Linked DNA regions of Homo sapiens: region 2 is linked to region 1. Evidence: chromatin loops called from intact Hi-C (ENCODE). Cell type or tissue: chondrocyte. All regions are shown on one strand. Links, peaks and the distances in the headings refer to the core of each region. The heading gives the core; the rest is flanking DNA.

Region 1 (7,352 bases), core at 2,316-4,815:
CTTCATCCTTTTACAGGAAGCCTTGGGATGGAATTGTAATTAACTTTCTCCTTCTAAAGCTGTGTTTAGGGCTGACTGTAAATTATATTTGCCTGAATAAACATCAGGGGAGAGGAAGATTCATAAAAGGAGGGCCCTTGGAGGTGACCAGTCTTCTTGTTCCTGGTCTGGAATTTGAGTGGACCCTCATACACATGGAACCTCACTTCAGGTAGTTTGATGGAAGCTTCAGTGTTCTTACCCATCAGCACTCTTTGTTCAGCTTAGAAATCTAATAGATCAGAGTTACCCAAATTCAGTACGATTGACATTTTGGTCTGAACAATTCTCTGTTGAGGGGCTGTCCTGTGCATTGTGCAATATTTAGCAGCATTTCTGACCTCTCTATACTACATGCCATTAACACCCCATCCTCAATTCTTTTTTTTTTTTTTCTTGAGACAGAGTCTCACTCTGTCGCCCAGGCTGGAGTGCAGTGGCGCAATCTCGGCTAGCTGCCAGCTCCGCCTCCCGGGTTCACTCCGTTCTCCTGCCTCAGCCTCCCGAGTAGCTGGGACTACAGGCGCCTGCCACCACGCCTGGCTAATTTTTTTGTATATTTAGTAGAGACGGGGTTTCACCATGTTAGCCAGAATGGTCTCGATCTCCTGACCTTGTGATCTGCCCGCCTCGGCCTCCCAAAGTGCTGGGATTACAGGCGTGAGCCACCGCACCTGGCCCTCAATTCTTAATCATCCAAAATGTCTCCAGACAGCCCAAATGTTTCCTGGAGGGCAGTATTACCCTTCGCTGAGAAATGCTGATATAGGTAAAAGAACAGGTAGCCTCTGACCCCTCGTTTTCTTCTTTCCTCTAGGATGATGCCCTCTCCCCTTTTTCCCTAGCTACACCTCTGGTCCCTCTAAGTTTGACTGACTGGGGATGGTTAGAGTTAGCTACTGACTCTAGAAAGCATATACAGAGCTCAGGGTGGATGTCTATTTCCCTCCCTAGACCACACTCTTCATGGGCAAAGACAACATCTCTATCATTCGCTTACCTCTTGCACCAAACCCATAGTATGCACTCCATATGCTTCCTTAAACTACTTTCTTGTTTCAGAGCCAACAACAGAAAATGGGGACTGTGTAGACTTCTGGTCTAACCTAAATGTGTGAATTAGATTCAAGGAATCTTCCTTGGTAATGAAGGGGGAGCAGCCTGCAGAATCATGAGTCGTAGGGTCAGATTATTAAGAGTTAACAAAAAAACAGGAGTGGGAGAAGATGAGAAAAGCTCCCTCGCTGTTGCTATAGTGGTTGTCATGCAGTAAATACCTCTCATAGAGAGCTAGGGAATTCTCTTTCCTGGATTTTTAATTTCCTTCCGCAGCTTTACTCATGTTCAGGAAGGCAGACAAGTGGTCCTCAGTCACACCTACAACCTAATAGGGCTGTGGGGGATAGACCCATAAAGTAACACCCTAAGGCAGTGGAAGCAGATAACAAATGCAGGCTCCGGGACTAGTGCAGTCAACATCTTCAGTCTTACGTCAGGACGGGAGGATGCCACAGAATGACAGTAACCTAGGTGATACCATATTTTTAATAAACCGGCTGCTGTAATTTGCAAAGAAAAAGAATAGACTAGGATGAAATGCTAACCTGCATCACCTGACTCATGGCAGTCTTCTTATCAAATCATGCTCCCATCCCTGCCTCCCCTCCTCCTGGAACACCCCCATTCTAAGTGCTGGAAGCTGCTAGTTTTTTCCAGTGTACTGAATCAGCGTACCCCAGATACCAGCTTATTCAGATGTTCTAAAGGGTGTTATAGATCCATAGAATTTGGGGGCCAAAGGGGACCCTGCAGAATGACGCAGTCTGAACTCCTCGTGTTCTGTATATTTAACAAACAACCCATTAGAGAAGGAACATGATATGATTAGCCCTGTGAGAGGGAACATGTCAGAGCAAAGTACATCTCTGATGCTTTCTTCCACTCTCCCAGTTTACTCCCCCCACTCCCAAACACAAAAAGTTCCATTTTCTACAAGTGTGGGGGTGGGGCAGGTGGCCTGGGGATATAGCCTGTACAGATGCAAGTCGAGTATTTTTAAGGATTGCTGAGATACCCACCTCCACAGCTTCGGATATGGGTGAGACGCTATTGGTCTTCCTGGAGCCCACGCGGAACTTGGCAGCCTTGTAGATCTTCCAGTACACGAAGAGCACCACACAGAGCGGCAGGTAGAAGGCGCCTACGGTGGAGAACACGGCGTAGGAAGGCTCGCGGCTTACCTGGCACTCCTCGCTGCCCTCAGAGTACGTCTCTCCCCAGCCAAAAAGCAGCGGGGCCAGAGAGATGACAGCGGAGAGTGCCCAGGTGAGCGCGATCATGACGTTGGAGACGCACTTGCGGGTGCGGAGCGTGTATTCCATGTGGCGCGTGATGGACCAGTAGCGGTCCAGGGCTATGGCCGTCACGTTCCAGATGCTGGCCGTGCAGCAAAGCACGTCGCACGCGATCCAAAGCTGGCACAGCCTCCGACCTAGCTGCCAGCGGCGCCCGGACAGCTCGTGCACCAGGCTCAGCGGCATGACCAGCGCGGCCACCAGGACATCCGAGACGGCCATGGATGCCACCAGGTTGTGGGGCACGCGGTGGAAGGTGCGTACACGGAGGATGGTCGCCAGCACCAGCAGGTTCCAGGCGAACGTCGCCGCCACCAGAAAGCCCAGCAAGGTGAGAATAAGCACTCCGAAGACCGAGAGCAGGGGCGAGCTGGGGCGCAGGTCGTCTTTGCCGAGGCTGTGGTTGGTCTCCAAAGGGGAGGGGGTGGAGAGGGAAAAGGAGGTTAGGTTCACAGGTAAATCCATCTCTGGGTCAGGAGACCGCCCTGGGGTACTTGCAGAAGGGGTGTTCAGGAGGACTTAAGGCGGCCACTGTGCCCAGAGCCAATCCGGATGTTTGCAACCTCTGGCCAGTGGGGGAGTTTCTGGAAAGTGCCTGTGAATTTGGCCCCAATTTCCTGCTAGTGAGCATCCGTTGGAGATGGTGTGGCTGCAAGCGCGGCAGGTCTGAAGCCCTCAGAGGCTAAGGAAGCAGAGGCGAGGGGCTGCGTGTCGCAGCCAGGGCCCGCCTAAGCTGTCAGGAGCCCAGGGCTCCTCGCCTTGGTGGAAAGGCTGTTTGGCCGCCCAGAGCCGAGCATCTCCCAGATCGGGGAGAAGCTGGGCGGCCAGCAGCGTGTGGGTGCAGGAGAGGGGCTGGTGCGTCAGAGCAGTCGCTCTCACCGCGTTGTCTCCCTGCCCACCCTTCTCTCTAGGCAGCCGGCTGCAGCCTTAACTCCGTGCTAGGGAAGCCAGTTTTGGGGGAACCTGCTTTCTGGGACCTGCCTTCTGTCCCTGTTGCCCCCGCCACCCCTTCGGAGGCTGCAGCTCCGGAGAGCGAATGCTGGCGCGCCCACCGAGACCTGCCTTATCCAAGTGGAGATCTAGCCCTACGTAAGCCATCAGCTGATAAGGCCATCTCTCCCCGCCTCCTGGCTCAGAGCGCGCGGCTTTGGGGCTGTCCGCGGTGCTGCTGCGCTCCCCGCGCCTGGCGGCTCCCAGTGTGCGCCACCACATGTGGTGCTGTCCGCGGTGCTGCCACCTCGCCCCGCCCGGGAGCAGGAGGGTTGGCGCTGTCCACGGTGCTGCCTCTCTTGCCTGAAATGAGTTTGCCACGTTGAACAAGTTGACCAATGAACTTTCCTCAAAACGTTCCCCTAGCCACCCCCACACGTCCCTCTAGGGGTGGACTGGAGGCCCTAGACACTGCTTTCTCAGCTTTCCATAAGTATTTACTCTTCCTGCAAGAGTTCTGAATTAGGGGTCTAAGATAGTTTCACTAACTTTTGTTCTCCGGAAGATTTTAGCACGTGATTGCTTTCTTCTTACCCAGCTCTCAGTTGCTTCCCTTAAGGGTTGTTTTCCTTAAAGGAGGAGAGGCGAGATAGCAGTTGCTGCTGTTCCTAGAGATGGTTGAGGTGTTGGAGCTAGAATGCTTCACCTGGCTCCAACAGGAATGGCTGAAGAATGCTTTATCTCCTCAGAGTCATAAGGCAGATGGGTAGTCTCCAGTGGTCCCTACTAAATTTGCTTCCTGAGAAGGAAAAATTGGGATACAAGTTATTATAAGAGCTCCATCTCACTCAAAAGAAAGAGGTAATTTAACTCTCCCCTCACACATGCACACAAAACAACCACAAACACATCCACAGAAACTGAGAAAATATCAGAAGCTTCTAACCAGAAATTATGATTGAAAGCACCTCATAAAGAGGCACATGATATAGCAATATAAAAGAAGTTGAAATTTTAAAAATGATGGACAGAAATGGCAGGAAAAAAGTAAGGTGTTAATAAGCTTTGTTTTTAAGTATATAAAATGAGTGTCGTGAAATCCTGTGCATTTACAAGTAAATTTAGTCAGAAAGTTTTAACTATTTAAAGATTAGCAACATGTTTTCATATAAGATTTTGTTTCTTGCAGAGTAAAACAAGTATCAGGAGAATGCACTGAGAAAAGAGAAAGTCCTCCACTGGAACCTAGAGGACGGGACAACATCATTAAATACCGGATTATTCACAGGGCTGTTTCAAACACCACTTAAAAACAGCTGATGGTGACTGCCTGCATGCAGAGCAACTGTGCATGGCCCCAATCTGGAAGCAAGCTTGTGCTTCTTTAAGGCAAATCACCTTCTTGAGGTCATGGAACTAATGGGAATGAGATGTAAACTATGAATCCTCTTCTTTGGAAAAAGTTCTGCATCTAGTCTCAGGGCCTGTTATCTGGAGGAATGGATGAACTGTGTTGCCCACAGGCGGGCCTCAATGGATCTCTATGAATCTTGAAAGGCATTATGGGCTTGTGATTATATTCCCTACTGATTCCCCAGGCCACAGCTGTCTGTATTGATAGCTAAGTGAGCAGCAGAATAGTTAATAAGGACAAAGCCAAGGATGACTGAGGATAATTTGTGAAAAATAGAGTGTCATAAATTTAGGGACTGAATAGAATATTCCCACAAAGGAGAGATCCAATGGAGCATTTCCAGAAGGGACAAACCCTGTTCAGAAAGTCTGGCTTATCTCTTAAAAATACACAAATAAAAAATCATAATATTTCAGCTTCATCTTAAAGCATAGCCCCAATTTTATCTTGAAAAACACTGAAAAGGAAAAGAATCTGAAAAGGTATAAAACTCCCGTCTGCCATATGGTACCTCTGAAATGGCAGTATTGGGAAATATACCTTCCTGGGTTGTCACCTCTTATGGGTTAAACTGTGTCTCTCCTTCCCCCCTCCCTTACCCCCTGCCAGATTTATATATGGAAGTCCTAACCCCTAGAACCTCATAGTGTGACTATATTTAGAAATAAGATCTTTAAAGGGATGATTAAGTTAAAATGAGGCCATAGGATAGGGCCTCATTCAATCTGACTGACATCCTTATGAAAAGAGGAAATTTAGACATGCAAAGAGACACCAAGGATGTGTGTGTGCATAGGATAGACCACGTGAGAATAAAGCAAGAAGGTGGCCATCTACAAGCCAAGGAGAGAGACATTAGAAGATACCAGTATTGGAAGATTAGAAGATATCAAGATTGGATTTCCAGCTGCCAGAACTAGGAAAAAATAAATTTCTAGTATGAGCCACTCAGTCTGTGGTATTTTGTTATGGCAGCCCTAGCAAGCTAATATACCATCCGACAAAAGATACTAGCAAAAGATACAACCACATAACTGAACGAGGTGCTATACTGGAGAAGAGGGAATTATAGACATATAAACAAATCATGGGACATCTACTAAAACCTTTCCAAAAGGTAGTTTGCAGCCATCTAGCAATCATTCGAGTGCAGACTCAGTTGTCTATTGAGGTTACTTACGGTTTGTAATCAAGTCATGTCACTGGCTTATAGAAAAATACTTATTTTAGATTTTTCTATAATGGGAAGGTATGAATCTATTTCATTCAAGTAGGAGCTGATTTTTTGGTTTGTTTTTGCTTCTGTTTTTTGAGACAGAGTCTCACTCTGTCATCCAGGCTGGAGTGCAGTGGCACAATCTTGGCTCACTGCAACTTCCATCTTCCGGGTTCAAGCGATTCCCAGCTAAGTTTTTTGTATTTGTAGTAGAGATGGGGATTTTACCATGTTGTCCAGGCTGGTCTCGAACTCCTGACCTCAATTGATCCATCCCCATCAGCCTCCCAAATTGTTGGAATTACAGGCCTAAGCCACCACACCCGGCCAAGACCAACGAATTTTAATGTAACAGCATAATAAACATGCATGATACAATTTCAGATTCCACATCACAACAAATCTTTAAGGTGCTACCACTCATTGAGTTTTAATATAGCATCACAGAAAAAATATCCATAATTATCTGAAAATAGTATTAAAGTACTCTATTGTCTGCTGTATATCTGTATGAAAGTGGATGTTCTTCACAATCTTAAACTAAAATAACATATCCCAACAGATGGAATGTAGAAACATATGATGTTCTAGCTGTCTTGAAGAGATTTGCAAAAATGTTAATGCTATTCAGAAATATTTTATGAAAAATAATTATTTTTCATAATGAGGTATCACTTATATAGACATGTAATGGGTTTATTTTATTTTTAATAAACAAATACACAAATATGTTGAAAATGTCTCTAGTTTATTTTCCAGTAAATATTAATATATATAACCCATGTAAACAAAAGCTCTTTGGGGTACTCAATTTTAAAGAATATGAAGGGGTCCTGAGACCACAGTGTTTGAAAACTGCTGTCATCAGAACATCACGCTGCTCCACTGTGTTGATGTGGGATGTCAATAAGACAAGACAAGCAAGAAAAGAAGTCTCAAGTTTGTTAGAGTCCTCTGTAAAATACGTGTGCTCCAAGATGTGAGAAATAATTTTGTCTTTGAAGAATCGGACCCCAACAACGTCATTGATGATGTTAGGGCTTCAGTGGCCTGGAGTGTAACAGGGTATTCCTTTCATTATAAAAATATACGTATTGCATCTGGTACCTCCCCCGCTGGAAAGGAAACCTAATACTTGGTCAGCACTTTGAATGCCAGAGGCAGCTGCTCTGATTCACATCCTGGTGATGTGGAAAGGCTGCCAGGTTCGGTTGGGGCTAAGAGCAGGAAATGGCTCTAGCAGAAGTCCTGGCTGCAGTGAAAGCAGCCCAACTGCTTGGGCTTTATGATTTGCAAAGCTTATGTTACTAGGAGTACCTGTAATGGGAAAAAACTCCATGAGGATTTTATGATAAACACCAGTAAAAGAGTCACAGTATAGACCCTGAGGGTTCTGGAG
Region 2 (7,352 bases), core at 1,574-4,073, 270 kb before region 1:
CTCTATGTGGGTGCTCTCTCTATGTGGGTGCTCTCTCTATGTGAGTGCTCTCTATGTAGGTGCTCTCTCTATGTGGGTGCTCTCTCTATGTGGGTGCACTCTCTATGTGAGTGTTCTCTATGTAGGTGCTCTCTGGGGTACTCTATGTGAGTGATCTCTCTATGTGGGTGCTCTCTGTGAGTGCTTTCTCTATGTAGGTGCTCTATGTGGGTGCTCTATGTGGGTGCTCTCTCTATGTAGGTGCTCTATGTGAGTGCTCTCTAGGTGCTCTCTCTATGTAGGTGCTCTCTCTATGTGAGTGCTCTATGTAGGTGCTCTCTCTGAGTGCTCTCTCTGTGTGAGTGCTCTATGTGGGTGCTCTCTCTAGGTGCTCTATGTGAGTGCTCTCTATGTAGGTGCTCTATGGGAGTGCTCTCTATGCGGGTGCTCTGAGTGCTCTCTCTATGTGGGTGTTCTCTCTATGTGGGTGCTCTCTCTATGTAGGTGCTCTATGCGAGTGCTCTATGTGAGTGCTCTGTTTATGTAGGTGCTCTCTCTATGTGAGTGCTCTATGTAGGTGTTCTCTGTGAGTGCTCTCTCTATGTGGGTGCTCTCTCTATGTAGGTGCTCTATATGGGTGCTCTCTCTATGTGGGTACTCTGTGGGTGCTCTCTGTGTGTGCTCTCTATGTGAGTGCTCTATGTAGGTGCTCTCTCTATGTGAGTGCTCTCTCTATGTAGATGCTCTCTCTATGTGGGTGCTCTCTCTTTGTGGATGCTCTCTCTATGTGGGTGCTCTCTCTATGTAGGTGCTCTCTCTATGTGAGTGCTATGTAGGTGCTCTCTGTATGTGAGTGCTCTCTATGTAGATGCTCTATTTGGGTGCTCTCTCTATGTGGGTGCTCTCTCTATATGGGTGCTCTCTCTATGTGGGTGCTCTCTATGTAGGTGCTCTTTTTGTGGGTGCTCTCTCTATGTGGGTGCTCTCTATGTGGGTGCTCTCTCTGTGAGTGCTCTCTCTATGGGTGCTCTATGTGAGTGCTCTTTCTATGTGGGTGCTCTCTCTGTGTGAGTGCTCTCTCTATGTGAGTGCTCTCTCTAGGTGCTCTATGTGAGTGGTCTATGGGGGTGCTCTCTCTATGGAGGTGCTCTATGTGAGTGCTGTCTCTATGGGGGTGCTCCCTCTGTGTGGGTGCTCTATGGGGGTGCGCTATGTGAGTGCTCTGTCTATGGGATGCTCCCTCTGTGTGGGTGCTCTCTCTGTGGGGGTGCTCCCTCTGTGTGGGGGCTCTATGGGGTGCTCTCTCTATGGGGGTATTTTCTCTAGTGGGTGCTCTGTGTGAGTGCTGTGTCTATAGGGTGCTCCCTCTGTGTGGGTGCTGTCTCTATGGGTGCTCTCTCTAAGGGATGCTCTCTCTATAGGGGTGCTCCCTCTGTGTGGGGGCTTTCTCTATGGTGGTGCTCTCTCTATAGGGATGCTCTCTATGGGGGTGCTTTCTTTAGGGGGGTGCTCTATGTGAGTGCTCCCTCTGTGTGCGTGCTCCCTCTGTGGGTGGTTTCGCTAAGGGGTGCTCTCTCTAAGGGGTGCTGTCTCTATGGGGGTGCTCCCTCTGTGTGGGGGCTTTCTATGGTGGTGCTCTCTATAGGGATGCTCTCTATGTGGGTGCTTTCTTTAGGGGGTGCTCTATGTGAGTGCTCCCTCTGTGTGGATGCTGCCTCTGTGTGGGTGCTTTCGCTAAGGGGTGCTCTCTCTAAGGGGTGCTGTCTCTATGGGGGTGCTCCCTCTGTGTGGGGGCTTTCTCTATGGTGGTGCTCTCTAGGGGTGCTCTCTCTATGGGGTGCTCTCTCTATAAGGGTGCTCTCTCTATAAGGGTGCTCTCTCTATGGGGGTGCTTTCTCTAGGGGGGTGCTCTATGTGAGTGCTGTCTCTATGGGGGTGCTCCCTCTGTGTGGGTGCTCTCTCTATGCAGATGCTCTATATGGGTGCTCTGTGGGAGTGCTCTCTATGTGGGCACTCTCTTTAGTGAGTGCTCTATGTGAGTGCTCTCTCTGTGGGTGCTCCCTCTATGTGGGTGCTCTCTGTATGTGGGTGCTCTCTTTACTGAGTGCTGTATGTGGGTGCTCTCTCTATGGGAGTGCTCTCTGTGTAGATGCTCTAGTGAGTGCTCTCTTTATGTGAGCGCCCTCTTTATGTGAGTGCTCTATGTATGTAGGTGCTCTCTTTATGTGGGTGCTGTCTTTAGTGAGTGCCCCCTCAATGTGTTACTTGCTCTATGCGATGCTCTCTTATGTGACTCTGCAGTCCCTGGAACCACTGAAGGGGCGGATGGTTGTTATAATCGGATGAGAGCAGCTAGTTAAAAAAGCAGATTGCAAGGCGGCTGGGGACTGAGTGGACCCGGTGGCTATTTCTATTACATTTGTAATTTGACCTTCCAGTTTTTTACGTTTCAGCCACTTACGTGTCATCCCTGCTCTCAAAGCTTCATTTTCAGCAATCTAGAAAACAAGCCCCAAGTCCCTGTCTCTTGTAACCTCAGTGAATACATTGCCGAAAGCTCCGTCTAGTGTGTATACAGCTTAAGGAAAGACAACCGACGTACACGCTGCATTTCTCAGCGACGAAATTCCCACTGCCTTGTGCCTTGAAGTCAGTCGCCGGCAGGGCTCCGCGCTCTCTCTAGGGTGGGCGGGAGTCGGAGCGCGCGGCGCGCGGATGGCCGCCAGGGGGCGCTGGTGCGGCGCGGCGGGGGCGAAGGGGCGGGGACTAGCCCAGGGCGCCACTCAGTCCCCGCGCGGGAAGCTTTGGGGCGCGCTGCCCTGCGGCGTGGGGCGCGGCGGCGTCCGACTGCGGGGTGACCGCCCCTCCTCGGGCCGGGGCCTCAGCAGCCGCCCTGGCCCCTGGATTGCGCTGGCGGGACAGGTGTGTGGGAGGAGGAGGCTGAAAGCGCCCTCCCACTAAGGACACACGGGCGCAGGGGAGCCCCGGGAGGGCCACGGGGGAGCCCCGGGAGGGCCACGGGAGAGCCCCAGAAAGGTCCCAGGAAGGACTCGGGAGAGCCCCAGGAAGCTCCAGGGAGAGCCCCAAGAAGGTTCCGGGAGAGCCCCCAGGAAGACCCCGGGAGAGCCCCAGGGAGGTCCCGGGAGGGCCCCAGGAAGACCCTGGCAGAGCCCGAGGAAGATCCCGAGAAAGCCCCAGGAAGGTCCCGAGAGAGCCCCAGGAAGGCCCCAGGAAGGTCCCGGGAGAGCCCCAGGGAGGTCCCAGGAGGGCCCCAGGAAGCGCCCGGCAAAGCCCCAGAAAAGGGAAAGCGCAGAACCAGCCCCAGGTCGGGAGGCCCCGCAGCAACAGGAGTGGTGTCAAGGGGAGGTTGCCTGCACCACGGCCGGCCGTAGGGCCCCACAGTGTAGGGTGTGGGTTTTTTCATTGTTTTGTTGTTGTTGTTGTTTATTTGTTTGTTTTTTGAGACAGTCTCGCGCTGTCGCCCAGGTTGTTGTGCAGTGGTGCGATCTTGGCTCCCTGCAACCTCCACCTCCCAGGTTCAAGCGATTCTCCTGCCTCAGCCTCCCGAGTAGCTGGGACTACAGGCACATGCCATCACGCCCAGCTATTTTTTGTATTTTTAGTAGAGACAGGGTTTCACCATGTTGGCCAGGATGGTCTCAGTCTCTTGACCTCATGATCCACCTGCCTCGACCTCCCAAAGTGCTGGGATCACAGGCATGAGCCACTGCGCCCAGCCTAGGGTGTGGTTTTATGAGGCACGATGCCCAGGTAATATCCCCAGGTGGGCCGCAGGTCACTAAAGGTGCGTTTCTGCCATTGGTGAGGTGGGAGAAAGGCCCTGTGCCTCACAGTGGGCAGATCTTTCTGGAATGCGAGCTGAGGCCGTTGAAGCGCCTGCTGTGTGTGGGGCAGAGACAGGTGACAAGCCTTGGCCTGCCTTTGAATCCCTGTCTTTGGCTCCAGGGGCCACTGGCAGTGTCTGAAGCTGATTTGGTTGCAGGAGGGGCTGCCACAGGCATCTAAACGGGCAGAGGCCAGGGATGCAGGCAGGCCCACCGCCATGCACACGATGGCCCCACAGAGAGGCCCCCAGCCCTGCACAGGACAGCCCCACACAGTTATCCTGTTCAAATGCCACTGAGGCGAGGCTGAATATCCTGGTCAAGAGAGACAAAGACAGGCATCCACAGAAATGCTCTGATGGGTTCCCAGGGGCATGGGGACAGGGTGAGGAGCCACTCAGCCGTACAGTATAGCCGTCCCCCTGGCAGTGTGGGCATTGGCCCTGTTCCCTGGGCTCCAGGACAGTTACTTGCAGATTTCTTGTTGCATTTGGACTCTGTTTACCATCACTCCATGGATATTAACAGGGTGCCTACACTACAAGTTCAGATCGCACGAGGGAGACCAGGTCCCCTTCCATCTGTTAGGACCGCAGTGGGGAGAGCTACAGTGGCCCCTCAGGCTTGGATTATGCCAGGTGAAACCCCAGTAGTTGCTGTGATCTGGCTGCGTGAAGTGCATGTTCTGAGTGGGTTAAGCAAGACAGATCGTACAGAGTTATTGGTGTTCAAAGATGAGTTAAACAAAAGAAATCAGTAGGGTTACTAAAGTAGAAATAGTTAAAACAGAACAACAGAAAACCAAGCTTGTAAACTGAATGCAGAATCACAAAGTTTGTGGAAAGAGGTGATGCATGATTCAAAAATCTATCAACATACCAGGAATTTGGAAGTGGGGAGTGAGAAAGAAGTAGAGGAAAGTGAAGATATTTGAACTATATTGGGCAGTGGGGGTTGGGGAGCTCTTGCTAACAAATATTAAAGAGGCAGATGGTAAAGAATGGTTTAGAAAAATGTCAAGGTTACTACTTTAAAAGTACAGAGAGCTTTCACATCACGAAAGATGATACGAACAAAATAACAGCCCTCCATAGCTTTCTCCCGCTGCCTCACAAAATACCGCAGACTGGGTGGCTTGAACCACAGACACTTATTCCTCAGGCTCTGGAGGTTGGAGGCCTGAGGGGTGGGTGCCAGCATGGCTGGGCTCTCGCGAGGCCCCTCTTCCAGGCTCACAGAAGGCCACCTTCTTGCCCTGCCCTCCTCAGTGGCCTTTCTTGGTGCCAGCATCGGAGGAGAGAATGAGCGAGCTCTCTGGTGTCCCTTGTTATGAGAGCACTAATCTCGTGGGATCAGGGCCCACCCTTATGGCCTCGTGTAACCTTAATGGCTGCCTTACTTCACGTACAGCCATACCGGGGTTTGAGGCTCCAGCATGGGAATTTTGGGGCCTCGCCAACATTCAGTCCATGGGAGGCCCCTAGGACGAAATGCTGGGCTTGAAGGAAACTGCATAAAGCAAAACAGAGACATCTCGGAGCAAGGGAGCTGGGGACCCACAGCCACACAAGGGAGCCGGGGAAACCACAGCCACGCAGACCATTGGTGTTTCTTGTTGTGATCAAGAGACAGAGTTTTTAAAGCAATGTTACACATAAACATCAAAACAATATTGAACTTCCAGGGAAGAGAATGGGTTAAGTGGGTTAGAATTTCCAAGATGTTAGGGGCTGAATTGTGTCTCCATAAATCCAAAGGATGAAGTCCTAACCCCTAAGACCTCAGAAGGTGACCTTATAGGGAGATAGGGTCTTTACAGAGGTCATCAAGTTAAGATGAAGTTGTTAGGGTGAGCCCTAGTCCAGTATGACTGGTGTCCTTAAACATGGGGGACATTGGACACAGACACCCACAGGGAGAGCCCTGCGGGAAGGTAAAAATAGCTGTCTGCAAGCCCCGGGGGGAGGCCACAGAATGTGGCTGTATTTGGAGCTAGAGCCATTCAAGAGGAAATTAAGGTCAAATGGGTTCACTGGGGTGGACCCTAATCCCATAGGACTGGTGTCCTTAGAAGAAGAGGAGATAAGGACACAGACACACAGAGGCATGACCATGTGAGGACCCAGGGAGATGGCATCTGACTGCAAGCCACAGAGAGAGGCCTCGGGAGAAAACAGCCCTGCCCAACCTTGATCTTGGACTTCCAGCCTCCAGAACTGAGAGGAGATACGTTTGTGATGTCTGAGCCCCCTGCATGTGGTGCGTTGCTAGGGAGTGTTTGAAAGCTCTTTCACCACGTCACAGCAGGTGGGTCTCAGGCTCTTGGTTTTCACTGTGTCACAGCAGGTGGGTCTCAGGCTCTTGGTTTTCACTGTGTCACAGCAGGTGGGTCTCAGGCTCTTGGTTTTCACTGTGTCACAGCAGGTGGATCTCAGGCTCTTGGTTTTCACTGTGTCACAGCAGGTGGGTCTCAGGCTCTTGGTTTTCACTGTGTCACAGCAGGTGGGTCTCAGGCTCTTGGTTTTCACTGTGTCACAGCAGGTGGGTCTCAGGCTCTTGGTTTTCACTGTGTCACAGCAGGTGGGTCTCAGGCTCTTGGTTTTCACTGTGTCACAGCAGGTGGGTCTCAGGCTCTTGGTTTTCACTGTGTCACAGCAGGTGGGTCTCAGGCTCTTGGTTTTCACTGTGTCAAAGCAGGTGGGTCTCAGGCTCTTGGTTTTCACTGTGTCAAAGCAGGTGGTTCGCAGGCTCTTGGTTTTCACCATGTCAAAGTGGGTGGGTCTCAGGCCCCTATTTTGCTGTTTTGTGGATTTTTATGTGTGCTAATACATGGAAGAGACCTAAACATACTTTTAGGCTGTGAGGAAGAAGCCAGCAGACAAGGGTAGCCTAAAATACTGGTGAGATGAACCCCATGTGGTCCATCTGCATGGCAGAGGGGTGCTCAGCCACGGGACCCAACCCACGCTGTGCAGCAGAGGAGTGCTCAGCCACGGGACCCGACCCACGCTATACGGCAGAGGAGTGCTCAGCCACGGGGAGGGACCTGAACCACGCTACAGCAGGAGTGAGCTCAGAGGACATGACCCAGTCACGGAAGGGCAAGTATTGAATGATCCCACTCATGGCAGGTCCCTAGAGTTGTCACATTCACAGAAACAGAAGGTAGAATGGTGGGTGCTGGGGCTGGGGAGGCAGAGTGGGGAGTTACTGCTTAGTGGGTGTCGTTTCCATTTAGGAGATGGAAGAAAGTTCTGGAGGCAGATGGTGGGGAAGAATGCACATTTCTGTGAATGGATTTTGTGCCCTTGAACGGTGCATTCGAAGCTGGTCAATTCTCTGTTAGATACGCTTCACCACAGCCGCAGGAAAGTGACACCAAATGCTGGTGACAGAGTGACACTCCCAGAGCATCCTAGGCAGAGTGGGCACCAAGAAAGGCAGTGAGTTCCCTGTCCCCGTCAGGAAGCAAGGAGGCCGTTCTGCACAGCGGGGTGCTGGACACAGACCTCCGCAACCTCTTCCATC

The links. Peaks named below come from ENCODE experiments on the same cell type or tissue, not always from the same donor. Only the 100,000 strongest peaks of a DNase experiment are listed, where the experiment ranks them.
Region 2: it touches region 1 in a loop (4-fold over the local background); 3 of 110 quality-filtered maps call a loop at or near these places.

What each region holds. Positions count from the first base shown.
Region 1 is chr7:155,066,406-155,073,757 of GRCh38, reverse strand. HTR5A (5-hydroxytryptamine receptor 5A) reads right to left here and starts at 3,434. Exons shown (of 2, transcript NM_024012.4): 1 at 2,118-3,434. The coding sequence starts at 2,858. HTR5A-AS1 (HTR5A antisense RNA 1) reads left to right here and starts at 2,201. Exons shown (of 2, transcript NR_038945.1): 1 at 2,201-2,724; 2 at 4,513-6,691. RefSeq lists enhancers at 2,059-2,885, 3,673-3,742 and a silencer at 3,473-3,562. In chondrocyte, for the core only: a CTCF peak has its summit at 3,569; DNase peaks (open chromatin) are centred at 2,457, 3,198 and 3,577.
Region 2 is chr7:155,340,407-155,347,758 of GRCh38, reverse strand. No RefSeq gene overlaps it. Among named protein-coding and RNA genes, the nearest start is that of BLACE, 24 kb to the left of the region's middle. RefSeq lists a silencer at 2,624-3,013. In chondrocyte, for the core only: a CTCF peak has its summit at 2,685 (motif pointing right); DNase peaks (open chromatin) are centred at 2,945 and 3,316.